Regions from separate parts of the Homo sapiens genome. Here region 1 is linked to region 2. The links are chromatin loops, found by intact Hi-C in ENCODE. Cell type or tissue: heart left ventricle. All regions are shown on one strand. Each heading gives the region's core, and the rest is flanking DNA. Links, peaks and the distances in the headings are about the cores only. Region 1 overlaps MYO1E (myosin IE). Region 2 has its middle 7.3 kb from the start of RNF111.

Evidence for each region. A loop is a pair of places that touch in the nucleus more often than their neighbours do. Peaks named below come from ENCODE experiments on the same cell type or tissue, not always from the same donor. Only the 100,000 strongest peaks of a DNase experiment are listed, where the experiment ranks them.
Region 1: a loop joins it to region 2, with 2.1 times the contacts of the local background. A loop is called at or near these places in 3 of 110 quality-filtered maps.

What each region holds. Positions count from the first base shown.
Region 1 is chr15:59,221,515-59,226,895 of GRCh38, forward strand. MYO1E (myosin IE) reads right to left here. Exons shown (of 28, transcript NM_004998.4): 8 at 3,175-3,309; 9 at 1,545-1,677. Among named protein-coding and RNA genes, the nearest start is that of LDHAL6B, 17 kb to the left of the region's middle. In heart left ventricle, for the core only: no CTCF peak of the experiment used is centred there; a DNase peak (open chromatin) is centred at 3,187; H3K27ac peaks cover 476 bases.
Region 2 is chr15:58,977,632-58,983,012 of GRCh38, forward strand. No RefSeq gene overlaps it. Among named protein-coding and RNA genes, the nearest start is that of RNF111, 7.3 kb to the right of the region's middle. RefSeq lists enhancers at 1,757-1,856, 2,247-2,296. In heart left ventricle, for the core only: a CTCF peak has its summit at 2,912 (motif pointing right); no DNase peak of the experiment used is centred there.

The sequences.
Region 1 (5,381 bases), core at 177-5,176, 240 kb after region 2:
CTGCATACCCCCTCAAGCCACGTTAATGTATTACCAAATGAACAAAACCCCAAATCAAAGGAAATTATTGGTAGGGGGAGGCCCATTTCCTGGACCTCTCTGGCTTCCATCTCAGCCTTTTCCAATCTCCATGCCTCCATCGCCTCTAGTCAGGGAATTTCATGGGCAGTTGCCAGTGCTCGGCCTTACCCATCTGGCTGAGAAGACTACTAACTCTGGACATCAATGTGCAATAAAACACTTCTTGTTTCAAACATCTAGGGAAGTGTTTGCTGTTTCAGTGTCATGATTTTGTTTTCAAGCATAAAGAGGCAGTAAATTATTTTACTATCCAAGAAGGCAAAAAAAATCCAGTCTACTTCAACAGAAACTACCACCAAACCAACACTGTTACAATTAAAAGGCCAAGTGTTAATGATCCTACTGGAAATATATGTGCATTTGTTAAATGTCAAGGATAATGTACACAAAGTTTAGAAACATAGTTATCCTTATTATGATTATTAGGTCATGTTTTTAGACTTTATGGACACCCTGTATATTTATTGTTTTCTACTCCCTTCCCTGGTAAACATAATTCATCTTTTTCTTTATCAGATAGACATCAGAAGTTAGCAGAACTTCCCTCTTTTATCAGAAAAGAAAACAAAAACATAAAAAAAGAACCTTATTTGGAATGGAAATATCCCCACTGCATTGTCAGCAATGAGTGGGATGCTATTTATTACTAAGCATCTAAATTTATCATCCTTAAAGAATGCTGAGAAAGGAAGAATGTCTTCCTGGGTGGTTAAAGGATGTGTGGGTTCTGAGAGCAGCCTGCAAGCTGTTGATGCCTAAGAGGCTAAAGTCATGTGCCGCTGTATTTATGGTAGATTTTGGGCACATGTAACCAGCAGCACCTCTCTGTAGGAAGAACCCTGATTTTTTTTCTCAAAGAGTAAAAACGACCATTTAGGTGTTGAGGCTCCAGGTATACAGATGTGATCATTAAAAGTGATCATCAGAAATGTCAACACAACAGTCAATGTCCATCTTTTTCTGTGTTCAGAAATCCAATGTAATCCAATCCATGGAACAAACTGTGAAGCTGTGAGCTTCCCATATTTACATATATTATATTGCTTGCTCTTTAAAACCTGTAAGTGAATTTAGATCCTAAAGACCAGTTACTGAAAAGGTTTTGATAAAGACAATAAATCTTTTGCATTAAGCCATTACTCTAATCCCCATTAAAGAGATCACTTTATCTTTAAACCAAGGTGTGAAATCCTCCCAGCTTTCCCCAGGTTAATGATAAATTGAAACGATTCCATTAATAATCGATGGTGTGGGACTTGGAAAGGCTGGGGGTAAGGACAGGGACAGGTGCATAGAAGAGGTCTGGTCTCTCGTGAAGCCATTCTGTTTGCCACAGAGGACATGTAGATTTATCACTTCTTCCCAATATTCCCATTTGAGATCTAAGCAAAGGAAAGTGCTAGGTTACTTCTAATCAGAGCTAGCCACCCCTCATTCAATGGCCACATGCCAGGGCTACGCACACTCTTCACTCTCCACAGCCGCGTAGTTGCCAACTTCTTTGAAGCTGATGTTTCCCAGGTGGAGAATACCCGCCACTATCTGCAACACCAGCGTTTGCTCTTCTGCAAAGATCCCAATCACATTCATGGCGTGCTGGAAGAGAAAAGAGAAACTATCCAGAGAAGCTGGTCACCAGCTTTAAAAGCACCTTAGGAAGAAGCCAAGGCACAGCAGCTGCTCTAAATAAGGATGTGACAAGTACAGACGAGTTACAAAGAAAAAAAAAAAAAAAAGCCAAAACATAAGATTGGGTTGTGCAGTCACATGTGGCTTAGCTTGTGATGACAGCAGGACGTTCTTGTACAACATGGTCACTGCCCAATGCACACATTCTTCTCACGTCTCAAAGTCATGCTGGAAGGGCACTTCTGTCTCTAAGCATAGCATGCCATCCTCCAGGAATAAGAGAATACTCCAGGAGGAAAGAGACTCGGAAGAGTGGTAGTTGTACACAAAGTCTCCAAGTCCTGTCTTCATCCTTTGATGTGTTCTTGTTGCCAGCTTCCCCTCGAAGGTCGCTGCTGACCTTTCCACCTACTCAAAGTGGACTCGAGATCTTTCCCTTCATCAGGAGGGATAAGAATATATTGTACTTGCAAAAGGATCTTAATGAAAAATCTCCAGGAAATCCAATAAAAGCATCATTTAAAAGTCCAGTTTCTGAGGTCCCTTAAATGCAATAAATACCGCTAAAATGTCTAAATCTTAAGAGAAACATCTCCTAAGAAAACTACACTCTAGGACCAGTGTGCAGACTCCTTATTGGCACTTTTCCCCGCAGCTGCTTTGAGGCCATGTGACCTGTTGATACCATTTTGTTTCCTGGCACCCAGGACACAGTCTGTTTGAACTTTCTGTCCCTTTCAACCACAAATGTACTGAACCCACGCTGCTCATTCAGAGTCTACTGCTCAGTTCTGGATCTGGGTTGAGGAATAGTCCCCAGCTTGAAACAGACTCAAAGGGCAGTGGGTGGCAATGAAGGCCTTTGAGGCCAAGTGGGTGTTCAGCCTACCTCCAGAAAGTTCTACATTATTGCCCCCAGGATGGAACCCCTCCATAATCTACCTAGTTTCACAGCTTGGACCATAACATACATGCAATGTGAAGGGCATGGCACAGAAAAAGGGTCCTCTGCCCTAAACAATACAGAGGGGAAGAGAGTCTTCAAAACCAGAAAAGAAATAAGAGAAAAGACTAAAGACGTTCCAAAATGTCTAAACCTATTCAGTCCATAGACGTGCGGTTTGCTTAGCTTTTCTAAGGAAATAGCTCACGAATAGAGTAGGCCATCAGCAAACAGGTATGCTCAACGTATGAATCATTTTTGCCTATTTATCAGAGCTCCTGCAGGGTGATAATGATGAATTCATTTCTTTTTACCCATCTCAAATCATTAAGTGGTCCTCAGGCAACTGGCACATGGCTGTTTAAGGATACTGAAACATGTATGAGCATACAGAGTGCTCACAGAGAAAGAGGCGGACATTTCATGCAGCTCTTTGCTTTATTAACCTTCACTGCCCTTTTGGCCACAGGAAATGGCCAGTTGGGAGAGCAGATCCTGCCTGGCCCTGCGCCAGCACTTACCAGAGTTTCCTGAAACTCCCGCCTGTCGTCAATGTCATCAACCTTGTATGAGCCCGAGAGGCTCAGGTAGTAATAATAGTCCATGCTGGTGATGCCAAGGCTGTGTTTCTGCTCTGCAGAGGCGCCCTCGATGAGCTGGAGCAAGAGAACACAGGTTGAGCCATGATGTGGACCACAAGGCACCCGAAGTCACTCCTGCATCCTGCAGCCACCATCCCTAAGGACTTTCTATCTCTGCTTTCTAAAATTACAGGCAGTCCTGGCCCCCAAATATGTACTTGTAGTAGCCCCAGGTCATCTCTGCAAATTTTGATTCCTAACTCTGGAAAGACCTGCAAGAGCTGAGGATTTTCCATTGTCCACTGAAAGGAACTGGACTGCCACCCTCGGAAGAGTGGAAAGCAAAACAGATTTTAATTACTTAGTTCCTGCCCAACTTGCTATGGCTTTTTAAGCTGGCTTTTCCATGTTTCTCACTGCAGGGTGCATGTTAAAAAACTGCCATGCAGCTTCCTGCTCTCTGGTACTCTTTGCCTTCTTTAGAAGCTTTTCCTTGACTGTGAACTTCTCCAAGCTGCAGGATCTACTTCCTTGCCATGACATAACCACTTGCATTCTAGCTTCTCCCCTCACCACTCTGGCGGAACCCTTGCATGGCTATTTTTCAGTGCCTAAATCCAACAGCCTTTTTTTTGGCCCCCACACCCCAGCTCGTCCCTTTTGCCCAAGAGCTCTGACCATTTGATCCTGTCGATGTCGCCCTGAGGCTTCCCTGGCTTGGTGACACTGCAGGATCCTGGCTTTCCTCCTTATCCTTCAACTACTTCCCTGCTGGCTCTTCAATGCCTCCCGATCCTACATATCTAGAAAGTCCCCTGGTCCTGTGTGGCAGGATTTTCTCCCCACATCCACTCCCAAGTATTTCGTAGCTTCAAGAATTTCTTTTTCTTTCTTTTCTTTTCTTTTTTTTTTTTTTGAGACGGAGTCTCACTCTGTCGCCCAGGCTGGAGTGCACTGGTGCGATCTCCGCTCCCTGCAAGCTCCGCCTCCCAGGTTCACGCCATTCTCCTGCCTCAGCCTCCTGAGTAGCTGGGACTACAGGCGCCCACCACCACGGCCAGCTAATTTTTTGTATTTTTAGTAGAGACAGGGTTTCACTGTGTTAGCCAGGATGGTCTCGATCTCCTGACCTCGTGATTCACCCACCTTGGCATCCCAAAGTGCTGGGATTACAGGCGTGAGCCACCGCACCCAGCCAAGAATTACTTTCATGTCAGAATCTTGAACCCCTGCGCCCATCAGTTCCCAGCCTCTATTCTGGTGGTTTCTGACTTAAGGGCAGAGAACTCCTGGGGGAGGGTTGGGGCTTGCATTTATTTAAAGAAGTCCTGACATCCATTATACACTTCCATCTAGCACTGGGTATTATTTATGTGAAATATATAATTATTTTTCACTTATCTATATATGTTGCTTTAATACAATTTTAAAAATGACTGAATTCACAGAAGTTTTAATCATTTATATACTTTTTCAACCAACAGGTACAAACTAAAAGAATTATTTGGCATTGCCTAAGATGTGTGTGTAATTGAAAAGATTGAATGTGAGCTACTTCCACAGTTTAATGTCCTTCTAATCCAGTGATCCACAAACTAAACACGAAATGAAACAAAACAAAACAAAAAACAGTGACCAGGTCTTTCTTCGAAGAAAGTCTAATGTGGATCTTCAATATAAAATACTAATAAGTAAATAGAACATAAAAAATTTGGTTATTAACATCATTATATTTTTTAAGTACTTAAAAACCTTTTACAAAAGTACCTGAATCAGGGCCAGGTGCAATGGCTCACGCCTGTAATCCTAGCACTTTGGGAGGCTGAGGTGGGTGGGTCACTTGAGTCCGAGAGTTAGAGACCAACCTGGGTAACATGGTGAAACCCCACCTCTACGAAAAATACAAAAATTAGCCAGGTGTGGTGGCATGTGCCTATAGTCCCAGCTACTTGGGAGGGTGAGGCAGGGGGATCATTTGAGCCCAGGATGCAGAGGTTGCAGTGAGCCAAGATTGTGCCACTGCACTCCAGCCTGGGCAAGAGAGCAAGACACTGTCTCAAATAAAAAAATAAATAAAATAAAAGTAGCTGACTCAGATGACTGCTGAAGCCTGTAACATAATCAAAAAGCACCCTGCAAGCTGCTCT
Region 2 (5,381 bases), core at 92-5,091:
CTGGGACTACAGTTATGCACCACCACACACAGCTAATTTTAAAATTATTTGTAGACACAGGATTTCACCATGTTGCCCAGGCTGATCTTGAACTCCTGGGCTCAAGTGATCCACTTGCCTTGGCCTCCCAAAGTGCTGGGATTACAGGCATGAGCCACTGTGCCCAGCTGGTAAATATTTTAAAGCAATTTATGGATTCTTGATCAAGAGGATATTAAATGTAACAATACTAGATTTTAATAGGTAAGGATGAATGTGGTAATTGCTAAGGCAATCATTAAAAGAATAAAACAGAATATAACTGCAATGAGATGCTACTTCACACCCACTAGGATGTCTATAATTAAACAGACACACAATAATAAGTGTTGACAAGGATAGGAGAAATTGGAATCCTCATATAATGCTGATGAGAATGTAAAATGGTGCAATGCAGCCACTGTGGATCAGTTTGGCAGTTCCTCAAAAAGATAGTCATAGAATTACCATTTGACCCAGCTATTCCACTCATAGGTATATACCCATAAGAAATGAAAACAGGAACTCACACAGATACCTGTACATGAATGCTCATAGCAGCATTATTTATGATCATCAAAATATGGAAGCTTGAGTGTCCATCAATGGGTGAATGAATACATGATTTTAGAATTTTAGAATTCCTTTTCAGTTTTGGGACATTTTTATTTCTTTTTTTTTTTAATTTCTTTTTTCCATTTTCTTTGTTCTCCCTTGGAAGAACTTTTATTAGACTTTTTTTTTTCTTTTAAATGAGATGGGGCTCTCTCTGTGTTGCCCAGGCTGGCATCAAACTCCTGGGCTCAAGGAATCCTCCTTGATTATAGGTGTGTGCCACCGTACCTTGCTTCTATTAGATATTTTACTTCTAGGGTTGGACTTCTATCTCTCTTATCCTTTCCTTCACATTTATTTTTCTTTTTGTCTTATATGCTGGAATATTGTCTTTCTTTTATCTTTTAACCCTTCTACTGAATTTTAATTTCAGGAATCGTATTTTAATCTCTAAAGATTCTTTCTTCCTTTTTAAAAAATAACATCATTTTCCTATTGTAAGAATGCAGTATCATTTTTAATTTCTGAGGATATTAGAGAGTTTAAAATATTTTCCCTCTTATGTTTTTTGAATTATCTCCATTCTCTATTGTCATTTAAAAACCGTTTATCGGCTGGGCACAGTGGCTCATGCCTGTAATCCCAGCACTTTGGGAGGCTAAGGCAGGCGAATCACCTGAAGTCAGGAGTTCAAGACCAGCTTGAAACCTGGACTTGAAACCCTGTCTCTACTAAAAATACAAAAATTAGCCAGGTGTGGTGGTGTGCACCCGTAGTCCTAGCTACTCAGGAGGCTGAGGCAGGAGAATCACTTGAACCTGGGAAGTAGAAGCTGCAATGGGCCAAGATCACGCCACTGCACTCCAGCCTGGCAACAGAGTGAGACTCCATGCCAACAGAGTGAGACTCCATCTCAAAAAACAAAAACAAAAACAAACAATAAAAAAAAGTTTATGAAAACTAAATGTGGCTGGGCGCAGTAGCTTACACCTGTAATCCCAATGCTTTAGGAGGCCAAGGTGGGTGGATCACTTGAGGCCAGGAGTTCAAGACCAGCCTTGGCAACATAGCGAAACCCCATCTCTACTAGAAATACAAAAATTAGCTGGGCATGGTGGTGCACACCTGTAATCCCAACTACCCGGAAGGCTGAGGCAGGAGAGTCGCTTGAACCTGGGAGGTGGAGGTTGCAGTGAGCCGAGATGGCGCCATTGCACTCCAGCCTGGGCGACAGAGCAAGACCTTGTCTCAAAAAAAAACCAAAACCAAAACCAAGAAAACCCTAAGTGTGATGTCTGTGTGGAAGGGTGCTGCCTACCACCAGGCATGTGTGGGCAGGTGGGGCCTATACATCTTAGAATGTGAAGTATTTATCACTGCTTGTCTCACCAGCTGTTCTGGTTCTTCTCAATTACTTCAATGTGTTTCTTTACAGAACTCCCTGCTCCTGTTTTTAGCCTAGGACTTAAAAGCCTAGATGCCACATTTTCTTTATGTGGTGAGAGAGAGGTGAAAAGGTTTCACGGGATTGTGCCCAGAGAGACTTATGATTAATCTCCTCTGGTTTCATTTCTACATTTTACTGTTGGCCTCCCTTGCCTTTGGCCTGAGTCCATAGCCTGTCTTGTATTCTGCAAAGCATAGCAGCTTGCTTGTTGGTGCAGCCTTCTTTGACAGTAGTTAATGGTGTAGCTTTTTTTTTTTTGAGACGGAGTCTCGCTCTTGTTGCCCAGGCTGGAGTGCAATGGCTCCATCTTGGCTCACCGCAACCTCTGCCTCCCGGGTTCAAGCGATTCTTCTGGCTCAGTCCCCTGAGTAGCTGGGACTATAGGTGTGCACCACTACGCCCGGCTAATTTTGTATTTTTAGTAGAGATGGGATTTCACCATGTTGGTCAGGCTGGTCTTGGACTTCCCACCTCAGGTGATCCGCCGGCCTTGGCTTCCCAAAGTGCTGGGATTACAGGCGTGAGCCACCCTGCCCGGTCTGGTGTAGCTTTGATACTTTGCTATAACAATCACTAGTCCTCTGATTTTTATCTTTCAGATATTAGGTGGAATAACTTGCTTGCTAATGACCTTCTCCCATTTTCATTTGTGTTTTGTACGTTTTTAATTCCTTTCTCGTTTGTCAGGGTGATGTTGGGATGATAAACACCTGTGGCCAGTCTAGTCTGTTATCTGCTACTGAAAAAGAAAATTTCATTAAATAAAACAATATTTGCTGTATGAAGATTATCTTAAACGTACATCTTTGAGGAAAAAAATGCTAGAGCTTTACAGGTTTTGCAAAATGAACTTAATGTTGAGATGTTTAAGCAATTTTGATTCAGTAGGTGGCACTCTTTCCTAGTTTAACTCAATTCTAAATTGTGAACGGTTTGAAAATAGATTTTTCTTATCGGTATAATTTAAATAGATTGGGTTTCAGAGTTTCGTGATTGTCAACCTTAATCACTTGATATTTTCAGAATTTAAAAATACTTAAGCAAATTTTAAAATTAAGATATTAAACTAAAATCTCTAATATTTACAAATTTCTGTTGCATAATAGTGATTTATGTTCTGTCAAAAGTCAAAAATAATTACAATCTTATCAGAAGCCCTGACTGCTAAAGGTGTTTGGATTCAAGTTATCGAATAAATTTTTAAAATTCCCTTTTAGCACATGGGCACTTTCATTTTATTCTCTTTCTTCTTCTTCTTCTATATCTTTATCTCTGAACAGTCCCCCAATATATCAGTGTTTTTAATGTACTGTATAATAATTTTTTTCTTTCTTTTTTTTTTTTTGAAACATGGTCTCACTGTGTTGCCCTGGCTGGAGTGTAGTGGCTATTCACAGTCACGTTCATAGCACATTGCAGCCCTGAGTACCTGGGCTCCAGTGATCCTCCTGCCTCAGCCTCCTGAGAACAATGTACTATATAATCTTTCAACTGAGCAAAGCACAGTCTCTGCAATCCTGTAACTTAAAATCATAATCAAGTATTAGTTTGTGCAATTAAAACTAATACTAATGTAGTTTAGAGAAACTTTTAAATGATTTTGGAAAACTTTGCATGATCTGTAAATAATAACAAGCAAATGCATCAAAGTGTCTTTACTTCCTGTTCTGAATTTGCAACTAAGTAGCCAGTATGTAAATCACACTTGAAATTGTAATATAGCGTTCTCATAAATCTAATTAGGTCTGAAGCAAAATATGAAATGTTAGAACTTTAAGGCACTTTGGAGGTTATCCAGTCTAACTTTTCAATGATCAGAAACTTTTGTTTTTTTTGAGATAGGTCCCACTCTGTCACCCAGGCTGGAGTGCAGTGACGTGTTCATAGTTCACTGCAGCCTAAATCTCCCAGGCTCAAGTGATTCTCCTGTCTCAGCCTCCTGAGTAGCTGGGACTACAGGCACATGCCATAATGTCCTGCTAATTTTTTTGGATTTTTAGTAGAGATGGAGCCTCACTATTTTGCCCAGGCCGGTCTTGAACTCCTAGGTTCAAGTGATTGTCCCAACTTAGCCTCCCAAAGCACTTAGATTACAGATGTGAGTCCCTGCACCTGGCCAGAAACTTGTAATTGTAAAAAAGATTGCTAATAGAGGTGAGCGCATTAAAAATTCTGAATTTTAAAAGCGACATTGCAAAAGCATTTCAAGAGTTAACAACAACTTAATGAAAATGCTCACTGGTAAACCTCTGACTAACTTTAACCAAGTGTGTAAAAATATTGGTAATTAAAAGACTAAACTATTTCTGAGAATGGTTATCAGTCAGTTGGAAATCCTTGCTTGTGGTTCTAGGCTTACATTACCAATGGTGAATGGCAGCTTTCACTTTCATTTTTCTACACTTTTATCTTAAAAATATACTTTCACAGAATGAGAGAGCCTCAGACATGCCCAGAATTTGGCCTGATAACCAGAAACATATCATGATATTTGAAGTTTTGCTCATCTGCAAAATTCCAGGCATTCTGTGTCCCCTGGTTAGTCCATAATTTGTTACCTCTGTTTTTTAGAAACAGAGTCACAGAGATAGTATTAGTTATTGAGTCGTCTTCTTCTTCTTCTTCTTCTTCTTCTTCTTCTTCTTCTTCTTCTTCTTCTTCTTCCTCTTCCTCTCCTTCTCCTTCTCCTTCTCCTTCTCCTTCTTCTTCTGACAGAGTCTTGCTCTGTTCGGCATGATCTTGGCTCACTGCAACCTCCGCCTCCTGGGTTCAAGCAATTCTCCTGTTTCAGCCTCCCAAGTAGCTGGGATTACAGGCGTGTGCCCAGCTAATTTCTTTGTGTTTTTAGTAGAGACGGGGTTTCACCATGTTGGCCAGCCAAGTCTCGAACTCCCAGCCTCAGGTGATCCAACCACCTCGGCCTCCCAAAATGCTGGGATTACAGGCATGAGCCACTGCGCCTGGCCTCTTGATATTTCAAATATATCTTGAAAGTTGCCTTCCAAAGAAAATTGTAAATTTATTAGTTGATAAGTACTCATCACAAAGGTATTGTCTTTTGAGGTTATCCTTCTGCTAAATAGCTCCTCAATTTTTCAGAATCTATGATTGCATTGATTGCAAAACAGTTTAGTAGGATAAAGGGCTGTGTCTAATTACTATCTATCTGTTTCTATGTACATATAATAAAGATTATATAGTACTATATGTAGTATATGCTACATATATAATCTTTAAAAATAGTCTCTTTCCAATCACATAGCCTGAAATCATTTTTTATCTAGATACGTATTTTTTGAGGTGAAGTCTTGTTCTGTTGCCCAGGCTGGAGTGCAGTGGCACGATCTTGGCTCACTGCAAC